Linked DNA regions of Mus musculus: regions 2 and 3 are each linked to region 1. Evidence: chromatin contacts called from ENCODE Hi-C or POLR2A ChIA-PET data. All regions are on one chromosome and are shown on one strand. The core of a region is the stretch at or near the end of the contact, and the rest is flanking DNA. Distances in the headings are between cores, read along the strand shown.

Region 1 (2,806 bases), core at 11-2,510:
CGGAGAGGAAGGGACGTGCACGGGGGTATGGGGAAGGGTGGTGCCGGAGGGGACAGGCCTGGGCAGAGGAGGAGCGCGGCAGCCAGCGGTTTCCGAACCCAAAAGCCAAAAGCCTAGCACCAGCTTGCCTTGACCACACCCACAGAGAGGATAGTGTAAAGGGGGAGGGCTCAGGGGGAGGGGGCTTTTTCTTCCAGCCCGGTATCAGCCCGGCATTTACATCTAACCCAAGGAGTCTCCTGTCCCCTTTGGAGCTCTCCTCTCCTCTCTTCATAAGTAACTACTGCTAAACTTTAATCTCCTTCCTGCCTCAGCTGGGGGATAGTCATCTCAGCCACTGATTGTGCTGCTTCTTCGTGAAGGCTCTTTCCTTCCACCATGCGACACACTCATCCTTCAACCCTACCAGATTCTTATTCATTCTCTCTCTCTCTCTCTCTCTCTCTCTCTCTCTCTCTCTCTCTCCTCTCCTCTCCTCTCCTCTCCTCTCCTCTCCTCTCCTCTCCTCTCCTCTCCTCTCCTCTCCTCTCCTCTCCTCTCCTCTCCTCTCCTCTCCTCTTTTTCTCCCTCTCTCCCTCCCTCTTTCTCGCTCTCTCCCCACGTTCTCTCTGCCCCATCTTTCATTTTTCTCTTTCTTTCATAGGGCCACACGTCGTAGCCAACTCTCCTGACCTTCTCGAACCCCACCACTGTCCCTTTCTCGGTCCTTCTCTTGTCTGGATCCCCCTGGATCCCGCACCGAACCCCATTCACTCTCTCATTCCTGAAACTTTACCTTTCTCCCCTTTAGGCTGCTGGAAACCTCTTCTATAAACTTCCCAGGGCGAGTCTAGCACTCCCATTACCGTCTCACAAGTCGTGTCTGCCCGCCCACCCTGCCCCCAGCAAAACAGCACCGGGGCTGGGAGTGGGGTCAACTAGGAAGGGGTTGGGGAGTTTGAGCTGGAGCCCAGGAGAGGGGAGGACTGACTTGCAGAAATCCTGAGAGTGGCCAAAGAAAGAGAAAGTGTTCTTACCTTCACGAACAGTTCGACCTGAGGTTGTTCTTCAGCCATGGTTGCGTCGGGGACCAGGAAGCAGCCGTCGCTGGGGGAACTGGGAGGGGCCGGGGCAAGGGAAGGCGGGTCTCACGGTCCGGGATTCTCTCCTCCAGACTCAGGGCTGTCCCTTCGGCGCAACCCAAGTCCGATCAGACCCTTTAGTTCGCTCCAACACGGCTTCCCCACAGGCCCAGTGCACCCCACACCCAGCTGCTCCACCTCGGTCCCTCCTGTTTAGCTCAGGGAGCAGCTGACTCACCGGCCGGCCCCGCCCTGGACCTGGGGAGGGGACATGAGGGGAGGGGACACGGGGATCGTGGGAGTGGGTCCGGGACTGAAGTCAGAGGTCTCGGGATCCCAGGGATAAGGTGTTAGAAGGGAAGTCCGGGGGCTTCCTCGATTCCCTGACCTCTCCTAAACACAGCAGCATTTTCGTGCCTCAGTTTCCTCGCTTCGTTAATGAGAAGGGTGGCCACTATCAAACAGGGAAGCTTGACACTAGCGAAGTGACCACGGAGGTGCAGAAAGGGAGTTTGAGGATGCAAGGGTTCTGCGTTTTGTTTTGTTTTGTTTTGTTTTCAGTTATCCAGTCAGTCTTCTGGTTTGCTGGGACTGTGCTCTGCGTGTGTGGAGGGGGATCGGGAAGGAGATAGTGAGCTGAGGACTACAGATTGGCAAAGGGCACTCCAAGACACAGGCCGCCAGAGGCCAGGAGGCCTGATGCAGGGGAAACAGGAAGCTGAGCCCAGGCTTCACGGCAGGGGGCGGTCCTCTGGAAGCCTGGCCAAGCTTAGACTTTCCCCAACCCGGGCCCCTTACCCTCCTCTCAATGGTGAATGTTGCCTTGGAGACTTATCCTGGTTCTAGGATAGCACTGGGCTCATCCTGGGGTGGGTGGGGTAGCGACTGGTTCTATCACGGGAAGAAAAAAAGGAAAGGTCAGACAGGTCAGTGTGAGCAGAGTCTTGGGGGACATCTAAGTAAATAAGACGGGGGGGGGGGTGTCACTTTCCCTGGGAGGCCTGATTCTGGAGGGTCTAACTTTAGTATAAAGATAGAACTTTACTACCTATTTTTTTTCACTTCAGTATCTTTTAATTACCCACCTATACAAATGATTTTAGATAAAGCACAGGCAAATAAAAATATGGAATGCCTTACAAATTTGCGTGACATCCTTCCGCAGGGGCCATGCTAATCTCTGTATCTTTCCAATTTTAGTGTGAGTGCTACTGAAGAGAGCTCTACTACTCGTGTGTGTGTGTGTGTGTGTGTGTGTGTGTGTGTGTGTTTGTGTATTTTGGTTTTTAGTGACAGGGTTTCTCTGTGTGGTTGAGGCTGTCCTGGAACTCACTCTGTAGACCAGGCTGGCCTCAAATTCAGAAATCCGACTACCTCTGCCTCCCAGGTGCTGGGATTACAGGCATGCGCCACCACTGCCCTGCCTACTACTTCTACCTTTTTTAAAAACAAAAACAAAACCAGGCATAGTGGTGCACACCTTTAATCCCAGCACTCAGGAGGCAGAGGCAGGCAGATTTCTGAGTTCGAGGCCAGCCTGGTCTACAAAGTAAGTTCCAGGACAGCCAGGGCTATACAGAGAAACCCTGTCTCGAAAAAACAAAAAACAAAAACAAAACAAAAAACAAAAAAACCTAAAATATGTCTGCCAATATCTAACCTCCACACTCTAAATTTCTCTACTATCGACTAGCTTTCTTTTCTTCTCAGTCTAACACACACACACACACACATATACAGACATA
Region 2 (2,913 bases), core at 381-2,880, 73 kb before region 1:
TCAGTGTGGCAACTCGAGGGACTCTCTCTCTCCCAGACACAGCCCGGGTATCCCGCGCTGCAAAGTGTGTGACTCGGGGTTGGGGTGGGGATCTATAACCCAATCCTTCCTGGTCCCTCTTGAGGATAGTGGGGATAGGGTTGGCACGGCCTTCACCCCGGGGTCCTAGCCCCATTCCTGGTTCCCAGCCACCTCTCAGCAGTAGCCTGAAGCCAGGACTGGAAGTGGGCACCCCAAGGGGAAGGTTGGAGGGCTGGGGTCTCCTGGACAGTGACAGCAGGTGAGCAGTAGATGTGTGGTGGTTGGAGTCTTCAAAGTGGGCACCACAGTCCTCACAGAACTGGGACGAGGAGGGGGTAGATCTGCAGAGAAAGAAATATGTTATAGGGGAGGAAAAAAAAAGATGAACAGAGCCTCAAGTTGTTCAGGCACCAGGCAGAGCAGAGCAAAGTACTTTTTGCCTTTCTCCCAATGTCAGCAGCATCTTTTGGTTGTATCTTGTCTTGGAAAGGGGCCCCAGGGTCTTCCCAGTAGGGAATATTTGGAATACTGTCAGGTAGGCCTCAAGCTCTCAGGAATAATGAGTAGTGCTGGCATTTATAAAGTGCAAACTGTGTGACAAGCACCATCCCATCCTACCCCATCTCTTTCCACATTAACCTACTGTATCTTAACACCCCTTTGAGGAAAAAGTCTTAGCCCCAATTCTCAGACAAGGACTGAGATTTGCAGACTTTAGGCTGGCACTGCAAATAAATGGAACCAAGATTCAAATGCACAAAGACCACGCCCATTGTTACTCTATGACTGAATATGCCAGAGGATGAATAGCCCCCTTTAGCTGCTGTGGGCCCTTAGTATGAGGTGCCCAGGAAAGGAAGAACACAATAAAGATGGGTGTAAGTGAAGGCTCCCTCCTCACCGGTTCTGGTTCTCAGGGCTCCTTGTCTCTCCATGACTCTCTCTGACCATACGGGCTACCTCAGGGAAGCCTGCTTCTTCAGCCAGCTGGGCAGCATCTCTGCCTCCCAGGTCACAGACTCCAACCCAGGCAGCTCCTCGGCCCAGGAGATAGCGCACAGCGGCGCCCTGGCCTGCTCGGGCAGCACACATCAAGGGAGTCCACCAGAAGGCATCACGAGCATTGATATTCCCTCCAGCTCCCCCTGCCTCTTGGGGTTCTAGCAGCCTCCGGAGTTCTGTCAGATCCCCATTCTGGGCTGCCAGCAGGATCCACTGGGCCATCCTGTCTTCATCCTCAAGTGCTCTTCCTTGTCTGGGGACTCCTGCTGCTGCAGGCTCCCTAGTCACTCTTCTTCTCTTCTTCTTCCTCTCCCTCATAGGTTCAGCTCTCTGGGGCTTAGAGGAACTACTGTCATCTGCGATTAGAGCCTCATAGAAAGCCCGGGCAGCAGCCCCGTCCAGGACAGGCTCTGCTTTCTCCTGCTGTGGTTGCTGCTGCCCATCCTTCCAGAGGTCACTGGAGTCAGCCGCTGGGGTAAATTCGATGAAGGATGGCCTAGACATGCCTGTGAGAGAAACAAGAAAATGAAGACTGGGCAAGGCAAGGATGTGACAAGCAAGCGATCCAACCATTCAGGTAGCTATTGTGAAGATGACCAGCACCACCTCTGGGGGCCCGCTGAGATGGGAAAGCAGCCTAGAACTAAAATGGGCCTCCCATCCCAAAACTGACTTCATAGTTAGGATTCTGTGGAGCCCGGGCCTCATGGGTAAAAGGGACCCCAGGAATAACAACAGATCCTGTCACGATGGGATGGGTAAAACAGACCCCAGGAACAACAGATCCTGTCATGATGTTAATAAAATTTCATGAGGGCATAGTAGATATGAATCTGTGTAGAATGCTTGTTTCAAATTTGAGAATTCTAGATTCTATCAATAACACAGAAAAGAAAAAGGGTAACAGGAAAAAAATATTCTACAAGACAGTTGTTAATGGGTTCTGTATTCAACTCCCATCTTCCTACAAACAAAAATGCCAGGCTCTCTCTGAAAACATTCCGCTAACACATACAGGAAATATAAGGTCGACACCCCCCCCCCTTTTTTTTTCGAGACAGGGTTTCTCTGTATAGCCCTGGCTGTCCTGGAACTCACTCTGTAGACCAGACTGGCCTCGATCTCAGAAATCTGCCAGCTTCTGCCTCCCAAGTGCTGGGATTAAAGGCGTGCGCCACCACTGGCCCGCACAGGTCGACCTTTTAAATCTTGCTCGATCTTATCTAGGGGTCCCCTTTTCCCAGATTAAAAACAGGCATGACATTACTCCGGGAGGTTTCTGGGGAAGCTGCATTGTCACTTCTGTACCGCAAAATGTCGCTCTTGTAATCTGTAAGATTGGATACAATCAAATAGCCACAGGGCAGAACGAGGCATGCGCAGGAGCAACAACAACAAAACATCCATAAGGTTCAAGTTTCCCGCGCTAGAACCTTTTCTAGCATCCTCGTAGTAAAGCATCGCGTGCCCAGTAGCGCGAGGACCCAAGGGGGAGCCTGTCGGTTGGGGTCCTGCTTTTACATAACGCCCCCACAATGCCCTTCGCCACCCTCCGCGTTCAGAAAGACTCTGAGGACACAGTGGGGAGACCTGTGGGATGCCGAGGAGCTGTGAGATGAAGTAACATCACGGTTACCCCTCACCACTGCTCTGAGCAGGGTTTGAAGAACAGTCAGGGTCATCAGCACAACTCTCTACCCCAGCTCTGAGGAGATGGAGAAGTACAAAGGGACAAGCGGCGGCAGAATGGCTGGCCCCACCTCAGGTTAGCTCGCAGGGCGGTCCAGGTTCTCACGCAGCGTGCACAGCTCAGCGCATCCCAAGCACACCCGACCTAAGTCCCTCACCACAACTCTGCGCATGCCGGAGCCCGAGCGCACTCTGTCGCGG
Region 3 (2,865 bases), core at 133-2,632, 110 kb before region 1:
ACATCTGGGAACTCACAATCACCAGTAATTCCAGTTCAAAGAGATCTGAACTCCTCTTGGTACAGGAACCAAGAACCCAGGTGGCACCAGGAACCCACTTGGTACATATGCATATATGTAGATATGCATACAAATAAAATAAAAACAAATAAATGTTTCTAGAGTTAGGAAAATGGCTCAGCGGATGAAATGCTTGCTAACAAGCATGAGGACCTAAGTTTGGACCTCCTGTACTCATGTCCAGGCTGGGCAGATCACTCCTGTCTGTAACTTCAGCACCGGGATGCAGAGATAGAAAGATCTCAAGCTCTTTGGCCAGTCCATATGGAATCTGAGCTCAGCCATCCAAGTATCAAGATTCACTGAAAGATGAAAAGAATGTCTCAAAAAATAAAGTGTTTGCGCGAGCCCTCTGGACGTCAACCTCTGGTTTGTAAAGGCCAGTGAGCACCCACCAATATACATAAAAATTCACAGGAAAATGTTGAGTAAGTGTAAGTGTGGTGAGAGGCAAAGATTTCTACAGTCAAGTACTAAGAAACAAAGAGGGGAAGTAGTACGACCTTTAAAGCTGAAACTCATTGTTGAAGGAACATTAATTATAAAAACAGTTTTTAAAACTATTGAGCATAAAAATTAAATGTCAAATATCCGCCGTAGTTAGTCGCTGCTAAAATTTGGAAGAGTAGGTCATTCCTTGCCTTTGTTCAAATTGTTTGCATATATTATGCAAATACCCAGAACCATTCGAAGAACGCCTACTCGAAGAAAGTCAATGATACACTCCTCTGGACCCTTTGATTGGCTTGCCTATCCACTTCATTTGCATGACGTGATTTGATAACTGGAAAGCCCCGCCTCCCTGACGCGTTTACCTCTCACGAATGGACACCAGACCTGAAATTCTTCCAGGGTCTATGTAACTCCGCCCTCGACTAACTAATCCCTTCCATTCGTCGCAGTTCTTTCCGTCTTCTCCGCTGAGAGTGACCGGGGCCTAGCATCCCTTCCCTGCGTGTCTCTCGGCTCCCAGCCGTCCGCGGACCAACTACGCATGCGCATCCTTTTTCTCCCACCATCCGTCGTGTAAATTCTGCGCCCCAACGGCCTCGCATTCCGCCCGGTCTACGCGTCTCAACTGCCGACGCCAAGACGTCTCCCTAGCCAACCGGCGTCCTAGCGTCTGTAAGTCCCTCCCCTTTATGCAAATATCCTCCACACACTGCCTTTATTTTTTTAAAGTAGGGACAGCCCTGAAGAGCGGAGGGGTCGGAGAGTAAGGGCTCCGCCCCCTATGCAAATAAGGGGGCGTGCCCAGCCGCGGAGGGAGGCGGGAGGTGGGGGGTGTTCCCGGGGGCGGCGGTTGCCCGGATGGGCCGTTAGTCGGAGCCCAGCCGCGGAGTGAGCGAGGGAGACGGGAGGAGCCGAGCGCGGCGCCATCCGCCGCCATCCGCCCCCGCCCCGCCGCCATCCGCCCCGGGAAGCCTTTGAGCCCGGGTCCCGGACCCCCACGCACCCGGCTAGGTGAGTCTGGGCGAGCTGGGCGCTGACGCCCTTTCCGGCGCGGGGCGGCGGCAGCGGCGGCGGCGGGCCGGGGGAGAAGCTGCCATCAGCCGCCGCCATCTTGTCCTCCTGCCGCCGGCCTGCCCCTCCCCCTCGGCCTGCGCCGGCCGCTCCCAGGCCGCTGTGGAGGGCTGGGGGCGGCCGCGGCCCAGCAGCCTGCTCCTCAGGGCACGACCGCGCTCCAGGCCGCGGTTCCTGCTCGCGTCGCGCCCTCGGCCCCTCGGCCGGCCCGGGGCCCCTCCGCCGCCTGTAGACCTACCCTTTGAGGGGCTCTTGGTGTTTCTGGAGCCCTTGCTGCCACCCGGCGCTATGGCTCCCGGTCTTTCTTGGTCTTTGCGTCGAGTCACTCTGGTTCTGGAGCCCCGCTTTCGGCCAGCATCTTCGCCTTTCTGCGTCCCCCAAGCCTCTGCGTTCCCTTTTCCCCCCATGGCCCTATCTCCTCCTCTTCCCTCTTTTCTTCTGAGCTCCCCTGACACTGCCCCTTGTCAGCCTTCCTCAGCCGTTCCTGCTTCCCTCCCTGCTTTCTGCTTGATTCTCTCTTTAGCAGTTGAAATCTGTCTGCTCTACGGTTTTTCTGCTTTCTCCCCCTTTCATGGTAGATTTCAGATTGCCTTCCTTAAGTGCCTAGAGAGCAACCCCTGTCTTCTTTTCTCTGGCTTGTGGTAAAGTTAGTTCTCTCCCCGATTTTGGCTTTCATCCTAGGCCTGCATGCTTTCTTGCTATCTTCCATCTCTTTTTCACACTGTTCCCACCCACAAATGAATGCCCGGTCACTCGAGGATGGATTCAGATGTAGAGTTTTTCCTGCCTGAGGAGTAAGGGCTGTTAGGGGAACAAATGACTGCTTATGAAGAGACTGGATGAGGATAAAAATGGTAGTTGGTTCTGGGTTTGGCCTCTGCTGCCTGGCCCATGGTTACAGGGTGTTGTCGAGGTAGCTCCGTCATGCTGTGGTTTTCCTCAGTTTTACATGGGGTCCACTAGTTTTTTGTTTTTTTGTTTTTTTCTGCCAGCAGAATTGTTTCCAAGAGCCTGTGTGGGGGCTATGTAAGGAATAGATGGAATATTTTGCATCCAGGGGTTCTGTGGAGCCCCTGTTGTTTAGTAAGGCTTAGTCTGGCACCAGCTCCTGGTCTGAGAGCAAGCTCATAAAAATCCTTAAGCTCCCAGCATACCTTCCTTCAAACCTCCCAGATGGGACTTAAGGCTGCTGGGAATGAAACCTGGGACACAGGGCCCTGGGGCGTGATTAGGGAGCTGGTGTCTAATAGGTTGACAATCTGAAGTTCTTGTACTTGCTCG

What was found. Hi-C counts contacts between places; a loop is a spot of excess contacts on that map. ChIA-PET counts read pairs that join two places held with the same protein, here RNA polymerase II (POLR2A).
Region 2: a loop to region 1 is called in a map of regulatory T cell, with 1.9 times the contacts of the local background. The contact joins the promoter of Gpank1 here to the promoter of Clic1 in region 1. A Hi-C loop is called at or near these places in 2 of 37 maps with a recorded cell type or tissue (regulatory T cell and v-Abl transformed pro-B cells). POLR2A ChIA-PET finds 5 or more read pairs at or near these places in 4 of 5 experiments (Patski and embryonic stem cell).
Region 3: POLR2A ChIA-PET joins it to region 1 with 27 read pairs in Patski. The contact joins the promoter of Prrc2a here to the promoter of Clic1 in region 1. POLR2A ChIA-PET finds 5 or more read pairs at or near these places in 4 of 5 experiments (Patski and embryonic stem cell).

The regions. Positions count from the first base shown.
Region 1 is chr17:35,048,697-35,051,502 of GRCm38, reverse strand. It overlaps Clic1 (chloride intracellular channel 1), which reads right to left and starts at 1,260. Exons shown (of 6, transcript NM_033444.2): 1 at 1,017-1,260. The coding sequence starts at 1,055. Gm23421 (a small nuclear RNA gene) reads right to left here and starts at 2,285; the gene lies at 2,182-2,285.
Region 2 is chr17:35,121,669-35,124,581 of GRCm38, reverse strand. Gpank1 (G patch domain and ankyrin repeats 1) reads right to left here and starts at 1,630. Exons shown (of 2, transcript NM_032460.2): 1 at 923-1,630; 2 at 1-362. The coding sequence starts at 1,596. It overlaps Gm20522 (predicted gene 20522), which reads left to right. Exons shown (of 3, transcript NR_168268.1): 3 at 1,344-1,847. It also overlaps a transcript of Csnk2b not described here.
Region 3 is chr17:35,163,394-35,166,258 of GRCm38, reverse strand. Prrc2a (proline-rich coiled-coil 2A) reads left to right here and starts at 1,382. Exons shown (of 31, transcript NM_020027.3): 1 at 1,382-1,524.